Linked DNA regions of Homo sapiens: region 1 is linked to region 2. Evidence: read pairs that join two places in POLR2A ChIA-PET (ENCODE). Cell type or tissue: CD4-positive, alpha-beta T cell. All regions are shown on one strand. Each heading gives the region's core, and the rest is flanking DNA. Links, peaks and the distances in the headings are about the cores only. Region 1 overlaps TRIM3 (tripartite motif containing 3). Region 2 has its middle 11 kb from the start of SMPD1.

Region 1 (5,377 bases), core at 315-5,314, 74 kb before region 2:
GAATCAAAGGATCACCCCTTACGCACCCACCAGCCACCCCATTCCCATAGGCCACAACTGTAACCAGCACCTTCAGTCAGAAACCAGAGTTTACTATGCTTGTAGCCTCTACTTTGTAGGCCATGGCTTAGGGCAGGTCAGCTCCTGGACTGCAAAGATCTGGCTCATTCCTCCTTTCCTTCTGCCTCTCCTTGAGCCTCTTACTTTCTCCCTTTTTCTCCTGGTGGCCTGCCCTCCGTGTCTTCCAACATGCATGCCTGGCTCCTGAATGTATGTAGTCTGTCTGGAGTCTCTGCAGTTATCAGGTTGGCTAGACAGTTGCATAGGGGTATCTTGGCCAAAGGGGGTATCTTTCAGTGGCTAGAAGTTGTAGCAGGTGGTCCTCCCACTGCCTCTCCCATAACCTCATACACCTGATTATGGCATCAACCGCACTGAATGAACATGGTTTCTGCTGCACTGTGAGCTCCTTTTCAAAGCCAGGAAATGTGCCTTTTTTTCCCTCTGTTTCTTGTAGTAAAAGCTCAGAGCCTAGTACAGTGGGCACCAGGGTAGTTGACACAGCAGAGCAGTTAAAAGCTCAGGCTCTGAAACCAGACACCTGAGCTTGAATCCTAGCTCTGTCACATACTAACAAGTCACATGACCTCTTTGAGCTTCAGTTAACTCATGTGTAAAATTAGGAAAAGTATATCTGATAGGGTTGCGGGGAGTGTTAAATGATGTACTATACTTGACATCTAGTGAAACTTCTGATGTTAGCTATTGTTAAAAATATCATCGTCCAGGTGGAGGCTGTAAACAAAGGCAAGCAGGTGGGAAAGTGCTGGAGGAGGTGGTTCAGGGAACTGGAAGGAGCCCAGCAGGCCTGGAGGTAGATTACTATTAGAAGCCAGGGGTAGCTGAGGTCAGATTGTAATTGGTTTTGGAGATGGAGTGTGGAATTTTGATTTTATCCTATAGGGGATTGTTTCTAACTACCATGCACTTTACTTCTTCGAAACATTTTACTGGGTAGCAAAACTTTTCGCTGAAGATCCTTACTTCTAAACACCTATACGTTTAAACTTCCTGACCCTGCTTGAGTACTCATGTCATCGATCCAGCTCTGCTAAGGTCCTTTCCCTCAGTGACGGCTACTCTCTGACCCCTGCTTTTCACCTAACAGTCTAAAAGTGCAAGGGACTCTTCTGTGGCCATATTCCCAGTTCTGTCCAGTCGTCCTTTACTCCTACCCTATTTCTAAGAGCAGAGGAATGGAGAGGCCCTGTGCAGCACAGGAAGGCATTTGGGCCCAGCCTGGATAGTGAGGAGGGGATTGCGGGGGAGTAATGAGGTGGTGCTCAGTTCCCTACTCAGTTACACCTTCCAGCTCCTTTCCAACTCCCTAGGCTGGGAATGCTTCCTGGCATAAAAGTTGAGATTTGGGACCCCTTCTCTGTTGTGCACACACACAGGTGTGCTCACTGCTCACATGCACAGAAAAACAAGTGCCACTTTGTCTGTCCTGGTGAGGGGGCTGAACTTCCTCATAGTTTTTTTTTTTTTTTTTGAGACAGGGTCTCTGTTGTCCAGGCTGGAGTACAGTGCTATGATCACAGCTCACTGCAGCCTTGACCTCCTGTGCTCAAGCAATCCTCCTACTTCAGCCTCCCGAGTAGCTGGGACTACAGGCGCATGCCACTATACCTGGCTAATTTATTTTATTTTATTTTTATTTTTAGTAAAGACGGGGTTTCACTATATTGTTTGGGCTGGTCTGGAACTCCTAGGCTCAAGCTATCCTCCTGCCTTGGCCTCTGAAAGTGCTGGGATTACAGGCATGAGCCACTGCACCTGGCCTCCCCATTGTTTCAGAGTGGGGAATTGAGAGGGAACACCTGGTATAGCTCCACTCTCTTCCAAACACCTGCTACTTCTATAGCAGTCCTCCTCTTGCTTCTACTTCCACCTGCCCTCTATGTCGCCACTGCTAGGAGCCTGGCTCAGATTTCTAAGTTGAATTTCTGCTTCTCTTACTCTGGAGTCCTTAGGGCTGGCATGGGCTGGGCTCCCTGATGAGGTCTGATCCCCCTCCTCCTCTCAGTACATGGGGATTGGGGTCCTCACGACATGACCGTTTTCTCTTTTGGACACTTCTATGGTGGAGGATGAGGCAGACCTCACTGAGTGGAACCAGCATCAGTTGACAGAAGACAAAAAACATTTTGTGATTCTGAATTAATAATTTGATTTGTATATATTATGTCCTTGTGTAATTGTCTAAGCTTCCAGTTTTATCAGCTCTTCTGTGAAAACTCCCTCATTCCCTTAGGCAGAATGTTAAATCACATTCTTCTCAGTTCCCTCAGCCTTTTGCTATAGTACTTTTCATACTTTACTGGAATCACTGGTTTGTTTTTGTTTTTGTCTGGTTTTGTTTTGTTTTATTTTGGTTTAAGTCTTTCTCCCCCACTAGACTGTGAGATCCCTGAAGTCAGGGATCTACTTTCAGATACCATGGTATAGGAGAGAGATGTTAAGGACCAAACTAGGACACCAGCAGATTCTAGAGATATTAAGGAAGCAAGAATGGCAGATTTTGCTAAATCGTCAAATGTCAAGAATGGCAGGACTTTGTGGACTGGGTAGATGGTGTTGCCATTCAGGAGCAGGCCCAGGTTTAAGTTGATGAATTCACTTTTGCAGATGTTTGAGATAGCTATGCGGCATTCAAGTGGAGATGTCCAGTTCAGGTCTGAGATTGAGCTGGGGAGTTCATTCATTTGTTGAATGCCTACTATGTGCCAAATGCCATATCAGTGCTGCAAGTGCAGCAGCAAACAAAACAGATGCAGTCCTTATGCCATGCGAGGCTTACATCCTTAGAAGGGGACACCGATATTTAACAGTTATTTAGCTGCAAAGTGATAATTGTTATGAAGAGAGCTGTAAAGCATATATCCTGGTGACCTAAGTTTATATGTGCATATTGATTTGGTAGGGCGGAGGGTGGTACTTGGTCATTAGTCTTCTCTGAAAAAGTGACCTGGAAATTCTAAGAATGGAAAGATGAGTAAGAGTTGGCCAGGTGTCAGGGGTGGGATAGGCTGGGACTGGAAGAACAAGACATCCCAAAGCCTCATCAGTATTGAGCCAGAACCTGAGCTGCTCAAACTGGAGGGGCATTACCTCACCGCTAAACTGTACCTTTTAGTGCCCCCTCACTTCTACTATTTAGCTCGTGGAGCTCATGGTATCTCCCTTCTCATACTGATGAGTGCTGTCCTGCCACAGGGGACCACTGCAGAACCCAAGAGCTGTGCTGGTCAGCCAGAGAAGAGCTTAGTAGAAGGTCCACATTAGAAGAAAGTGATGCCTGTTGGTGGGACCAGTTTAAACAGCCCTGCAGGACTAAGAGATGGAGTTGGGGTGGGGCCGGGGCGGGGAGACCAGTCCATTAAGGAAGGCACAGATTTGAATCCAAGAGCAAGGCCAATGCCCAGAACTTGAGTTCTCCAAGGCTGCTCCTGGCTCTCGTTCATCTTGTGTCCCCAGAGCCTATAACAAAGCAGAGTGTATGAGACTTATGTAGTGAGTAATGTTTTGACTATGAAGGAAAAGCCAGAAAGCTTAGCTAAAGTGGGAAGGAGGATTAAAGGAGGTGCTTTTGGGATGGGGAGACCTGAGCATATTGGGCAGCTAAATTAGAGGAGGTTGGAGAAGGGAGAGGTTGAAAGGTTCACTCTGTGTAGGAGGAAGGTTTCCTTGTCAGCCCCATAGCCTGAATGGACTAATTCTTGTATACTTTCTCCTCTCTCACCTACCCCATTCCAGTCTGCTACTAAGTCTCATGAGCCTACCTCCTACATATGTCTTGAGTCCATCTGCGTCCCTCCAGCCAATTTCCTTGGTCCAAGCCATCATCATTTCTCAACTGGAATACTGCAACAGCCTCTGACTGGGCAGCTAGCTTGTAGTCTTGACTTCTCCCTACAGCCAGAATGTTCTTTCTTAAAAGCAAAATTGATCTTGTCACTGCTATGCCTAGAAATGTTAAGAAACTCCTCATTACACCCAGGATAAAACATAATTCCTTCTTTTGTTCACCTGGGTGCTCCCTGCAGTCCAGCCACACTGGACAAGTCCTCAAGTGGTGCCCATACTGGACTTTGTGCCTTTTACAATCTGTTCACTCTGCTTGAATGCCTTTCCTCTTCCTTTCCTGGCCGAATTTGGTTTATGTGGCATCCTCATTAGGCTATTTGTTCAGACATCTTCTTCTCTTGGAGCCTTTTCTCACCATTCCCCTTCATCCCTTCATGTTCTCACAATCCCATTCATATCTCTGTTGCATTGCCCCAGACCTGCTGCCATGTTTGATTTTGTCAGTAAGTGCTTGTTGAATGACTGAATAAATGGTGGTGGGGGGGTCTCCTCCCTCAGGATCCTACTCCCTTCTGTCTGTGCCCACAGTGTCTCCCCTCCTACCTGCTCCCTCCCCTTGCTCCTCTGCTCCAGGTTTTCTCCAATGAGGGCCAGTTCAAGTTCCGTTTTGGGGTCCGAGGACGCTCACCTGGGCAGCTGCAGCGCCCCACAGGTGTGGCAGTGGACACCAATGGAGACATAATTGTGGCAGACTATGACAACCGTTGGGTCAGCATCTTCTCCCCTGAGGGCAAGTTCAAGGTGAGAGGCCTGCTGTCACTTTACTTACCCTGGTGTCCAGCTGAACTGACCAGTCTAGTGCCTCTTGGTGGTCAGGGTCTGGACTGATCCAATCCTACCTCCTCCTACTCCCTGTTCTTTCCCCAGCCCAAGATTCTGCTTTGGTACTGGGTTAGGACTACTTTCCCCACTGTCAGAATAAAGCCTCTTATGGATATTCTCTTCCTCCAGACCAAGATTGGAGCTGGCCGCCTCATGGGCCCCAAGGGAGTGGCCGTAGACCGGAATGGACATATCATTGTGGTCGACAACAAGTCTTGCTGCGTCTTTACCTTCCAGCCCAATGGCAAACTGGTTGGCCGTTTTGGGGGCCGTGGGGCCACTGACCGCCACTTTGCAGGTATAGGGGGACAGCTCCAAGATCTATGCTGATACCCCTGTTCCAGAGAACTCCCCTAGATACCCCAGCTGTAAAGGCCCTCTCCTCCTATATCTTGGCTCTGGAGATCCCACTTCCCTTACGTTAGCCCTATCATCTCAGAAATAATTTGTCTCAGTCCTGGAGACCCCACCCCTCTCCTAACACCCTAGCTTTTATCTTCCCAGATACTCTTCCCCATCCCACTCAGCATCCCAGCTTACTGCCCTGAAGACCACTTTGTATTTTCAGGGCCCCATTTTGTGGCTGTGAACAACAAGAATGAAATTGTAGTAACGGACTTCCATAACC
Region 2 (5,377 bases), core at 141-5,140:
TTAGTAGAGATGGGATTTTGCCATGTTGGCCAGGCCGGTCTCAAACCCCCGACCTCAGGTGATCCACCCGCCTTGGCCTCCCAAAGTGCTGGGATTACAGGCGTGAGCCACCAAGCCTGACCCGGAGACCAAGATTTTATCATGCAGATGAAACCTCCATGTATCAGGCATCAGAGCGCTTATCAGACCTAAACAGGTGCCAGACTCTTAATTTTCTCCTGGATCAGAGGAGAGACCTGGAGAAAAAAAGGGATTGTCTACAGAATGTAGGTTTTCCCCATTAAGATCTTTTATTTATTTATTATTTATGATTTTATTTTTTATTTTTTGAGACGGAGTCTTGCTCTCTCGCCCAGGCTGGAGTGCAGTGGTGCGATCTCGGCTCACTGCAACCTTCGCCTCCCAGGTTCAAGCAATTCTCTGCCTCAGCCTCCCAAATAGCTGGGATTGCAGGCACCTGCCCCCACGCCCAGCTAATTTTTGTATTTTTAGTAGAGACGGGGTTTAACCATGTTGGCCAGGCTAGTCTTGAACTCCTGACCTCATGATCCACCTGCCTCGGCCTCCCAAAGTGCTGGGATTACAGGCGTGAGCCACTGCACCCGGCCAGATCTTTTTAAATGTTAATGCTCGTCACTTGTTCCCAATTCTGAGAGAGAAGAGTATGATGAGGCATGTCCAATCCCCACTTTCAATCATGGCCTGAACTAGATTTTCTGGTTTAGTTTGGAATGTCTTTGGGAGAGAGGGGACTCTGTCAGTTGGTTGGGGGAGCTTAGAATTTTATTTTTGGTCTACATGGGGGAATAAGCCCTTTGTTCCTGAAGGCAGGTCAGGTGGCACATCACAGTGTCCACCACAGACTACCTCTTGTGCCACTTGGATTCATTTCACAGAAGTCTGGAACAGCTCCTCTAGCATACTAATGACTAATGAGTCTCTCTTCATGGTGGAAATTAGAAGAAAGATAGTGGAAAGAATTATAGCTCTCTGAAGCCTCTCTCAGGACAGCAACTGATACTCATCATTTTCCTCTTTTATCCATTTTAGCTTTCCTTCACCCTTAGAGAGCACCTCTGCTGATTTCAGTGGCTTACCTGATGGTGTAATGCAAACTTTCTCCCTGGGGGGTCTGAGCCTCACTATCCATGCTCTCCTCAAGCCATGCTCCTGCACTTGTCTTTTTACCATCAAAATAGGGCAGGGACTACCAAGAGGCACCCAAGTGGGCCAGCTGGATGCCAAGCATATTCCCCCATGTCTCCATTTTGTAACAGTTGTATTATCAGGATCAACAATGACAATCAGGATCAACGCTACAGCCACCATGATCATGCCTCTTCTTGCCTGCTGGCCCCTGCACGCAGGAGCCCAGAGTTCCTAGGCAACAACCATAACCCATTCACCTGCTGGACACATTTCCCCATTGGGAATCAGAGCCTCTAAAGCAGCAGAGCCTAGAGTTGTAGGGGCAGAAAGCACAAATTTCCCAAGTAGATTCCTGGGAGTGATGGCGAACAGAGCCACGCCTGCTTTCTCTCTTTGGTTCTGAACCCATGTGTTTTACCTTTTGGGAACAGAACACCAGGTTGTTGGTTTAAAGTGTATACTGCATGCTAGAAGGTGGCACCTCCTCCTCTCTAGGAATTACTTCCATGTTTGTGCTTCAGCTGTGCATCTACAGCTGATTCTATCACTGTGTTAGGCTGGCAGTTTCTGGGTGGTCGGCTGTAATGTGACCAGTGGACACAAAAGTCATGTGCCCGCTTTACACCTCTTTTGCTGAAAAGTGGTTCCTGGTACGACATGATAGGATTCCGTACCTGTTGCTCAGACACTGTCTCTGTAAGCCCTTGGATAGTGGTTGAGGCCTAGGAGGTGGGAAAATTCATTATGAACAAAGTTTTCTGCAGGGCTGGTAGTGGGAAAGGTGAGACAACCTTATTCTTGACTTTCTCTGGGTTTTAGAACTTCTGAAACCTATTGTGCAGGCTTCTAGGCTATTGGATAATGACTAGAACTTGGGGAAGGGAGAGCAAGGCTGGTGTTTAAAGATCTAAAGTTATACAGCCTCTGCCTCAGTGGCGAACTGAGTCCCTGGCTTGGAGAGTGATTGGCAGAGGGACAAAATGGGCTGCTTGGTTGGGACAGATAACTTCTTAGTTAATCTGGGTTAATTTAAGCAGACATTCGCTTAGGGTACTTACATTTTGTTGTGTCAGGAAACCTGTACAAACAGCTGAGCACGGTGGCTCACGCCTGTAATCCCAGCACTTTGGGAGGCCTAGGTGGGCGGATCACCTGAGATCAGGAGTTCGAGACCAGCCTCAATATGGAGAAACCCCGTCTCTACTAAAAATACAAAATTAGCCGGGCGTGGTGGTGCATGCCTGTAATCCCAGCTACTCCGGAGGCTGAGGCAGGAGAATTGCTTGAACTTGGGAGGCGGAGGTTGCAGTAAGCTGAGATCAGACCATTGCACTCCAGCCTGGGCAACAAGAGTGAAACTCTGTCTCAAAAAAAATTAAAAATAAAAAAAAAGGAAACCTATACAAATTCTGTTCAAGTGGCCAGCCAATTCTTGAGCTGTCTGTGAAACTGCAAATTGAATTCGAAATTCCAGACAGCAGCCCAGCACTGATGGGGAAAGGTCTCCCTCTTGTGGAAATTTTAGGGATTACTGGAAAGCTAGTAATCTATACCTTTAAGAGCTCAAATCCAGAAGAAATTTTTCTTGACAGGCAATTCCAACGCAGTGTATGTAGAACCCCCAATAGTAGGGGCTGCAATTTAAATTCAAGCTATCTGGATTAGAATCTTTGTTCTGCCACTTATTAGTTGTGTGACCTGGACAAAGCACATCACTTTTTGAGCTTCAATTTCTTTCTGTGTGACATGAAGATAATAGATAATATAAGGTTGTGAAGTTACAATGAGACAGTACTTAGATTAATAGATGTGACAGAGGAAGACTTTTAGTATCTGATGCAAACTTTTAAAGTTGCATCTTATATTTCATTACCAACTATACAGAATCTACCACCTTATACATAGTAGATGCTGTATCTGTATTGACTATCATTGATTTAATGAGGTCTAGCTGATAACTCTCCCCAGTTTTCCATGCCTTATCCACACTGTCCATTGACAGGAGAGAGGAAATCTATGGTTACAGTGAGGTGGAGGCTGAAGGAAAAGTTAAATGTTAAAAACTGCCCTTCGCCACCCCGCCCTGTGGAAGACGTAGGGAGTATTTACTTAATGACAATAACTTAGCTCCATCTATTGTCAGGAAATCATCCATTTATTCCCACCCACCGCCGCCAACACACACACTGTTCTGTGTCAGGCCCAGACCAAGAAGCTGGGGATATACCTGTTAGTAGGAAAAGCCCTGCCCTACAGAAGACTCCAGCTCAGGAGAGGATAGGGGCAAGAATAACATACTTGCCTCACCCCATCAGCCAGCATGAGGAAGCAACATAGAAGCTGTCCCCTGCAGACCTCCTGTCAACAGTCACGTGAGCACCCAATGTCACCAGTGTTGACAGATGATCTTCCAGTCGTTCCTGGGAGAAGGCTTTCCATCCGCAGCTACCTACATCTTATATAGGATGAAGGTCACCTCTCTGTGTCCTGAGATATTGCCACACTCCAACCACACTGTCTCATGTGGACATTCACTTAAAACGACTCAGGATACTTGTAAGCTCCACTGAAGCAGTCAGATCTTTGACACACAGGAAGGGGAGTGTAATGTGGAAGGAAGTGTCTCAGCCCTGTACTTGGGTAGGCTGAACAAGGGTGAAATCTAGTCCTGAAACCTAGACAGTTTTACATTTTTTTTTCTTTACCATCTCTATTCTCTGAAGAAGCTAATCCTTGGGAGGATATTTTTCAGCTTCCAAACAGAAATTGAACTAGGAAACCAATATATATGGTTGTGCATGCACATTTGTGTGCACATGAGTGCATGGGTGGTGTGGTGGATGGGCACCACCCCCAATGCAATAGCTCTCTGACTTCATCAATGCATCCAGTCTATCTTCCTTTTCTCTCTGTTTACCCACCTGCTCCTGGCTTCCTGTCTGTTTAAAATAATACTTTATAATCTAACATTATAGTAATTCCTTTGCAGATATGCTCAGCTCCTGTGTTCCCCTCTCCTCTGTCATTTTCATCTGGCTGAACTCCAGTCTCAAATGATCCCAATTACTTTCATTTTCTTCTTCTGAACCAGAGTAGCTGAAATTGTTACAGCAAATTCTATAGCTAGAAAAAGTGATATAAGGCCGGGCGCGGTGGCTCACGCCTGTAATCCCAGCGCTTTGGGAGGCCAAGGCGGGTGGATCACGATGTCAGGGGATCGAGACCATCCTGGCTAACACGGCGAAACCCCATCTCTACTAAAAATACAAAATATTAGCCAGGCGTGGTGGTGGGCGCCTGTGGTCCCAGCTACTCAGGAGGCTGAGGCAGGAGAATGGCGTGAACTCAGGAGGCGGAGCTTGCAGTGAGCCGAGATCGAGCCACTGCACTCCAGCCTGGGCGACAGAGCGCGACTCCGTCTCAAAAAAAAAAAGAAAAGAAAAAAAGAAAAAGTGATATAATGATAAATTCATGATCCCCAGACTCACATGGTCCCTCAGTGCTGCCTGGCAATTTTTCCGTGTTTCTCTAGTGAGCTTGCTCTTTTTCTACTTTTTCTAACTTTTTCATTGCTTTGTAGATCTTTTCATATCTCTGCATCCTCTGTCCTCACACCACCCACTCTTACTGATTTTGCCTTCTATTTTACAGATAATTTAGAAGCCATCCAGAGAGACATTCCCTTGTCTTTGTTACAACAAATTAAAACCCTGCTTGCATCTGTACCCATCCTCTCCCTTTCCCCCTCTGTTATATCCTAATATTTTACAGATGATGAAATACAGGTGCAGAGAAGTTACATAGCTTGCCTAAGATCACACAGCTAGCAAGTAGTTGAGCCCAGTTCCCAGCAGATGAAGCATCCCTCTTACAAAGGGCTGATACTTTTATATTGTTCTATCTCTCAGGGATCTGATTATATTAGCTATTCCCCTTCTCTTAGTTAATTTTTTTTTTTTTTTTTTTTTTTGAGATGGAGTTTCGCTCTGTCACCCAGGCTGGAGTACAGTGCCATAATCTCGGCTCACTGCAACCTCTGCCACCCAGGCTCAAGCGATTCTCCTGCCTCAGCCTTCTGAGTAGCTGGGACTACAGGCACGCACCACTACGCCTGGCTGATTTTTGTATTTTTAGTAGAGATGGGGTTTCACCATATTGGCCAGACTGGTCTCAAACTCCTGACCTCAGGTGATCCACCTGCCTCGGCCTCCCAAAGTGCTGAGATTAC

The links. Peaks named below come from ENCODE experiments on the same cell type or tissue, not always from the same donor. Only the 100,000 strongest peaks of a DNase experiment are listed, where the experiment ranks them.
Region 1: POLR2A ChIA-PET joins it to region 2 with 5 read pairs; 25 of 35 experiments call an interaction of 5 or more read pairs at or near these places.

The regions. Positions count from the first base shown.
Region 1 is chr11:6,450,562-6,455,938 of GRCh38, reverse strand. It overlaps TRIM3 (tripartite motif containing 3), which reads left to right. Exons shown (of 12, transcript NM_033278.4): 8 at 4,501-4,668; 9 at 4,879-5,047; 10 at 5,318-5,377. Among named protein-coding and RNA genes, the nearest start is that of HPX, 12 kb to the right of the region's middle. In CD4-positive, alpha-beta T cell, for the core only: no CTCF peak of the experiment used is centred there; no DNase peak of the experiment used is centred there.
Region 2 is chr11:6,376,722-6,382,098 of GRCh38, reverse strand. No RefSeq gene overlaps it. Among named protein-coding and RNA genes, the nearest start is that of SMPD1, 11 kb to the left of the region's middle. In CD4-positive, alpha-beta T cell, for the core only: a CTCF peak has its summit at 2,656 (motif pointing left); DNase peaks (open chromatin) are centred at 2,638 and 3,708; H3K4me3 peaks cover 478 bases; H3K27ac peaks cover 946 bases.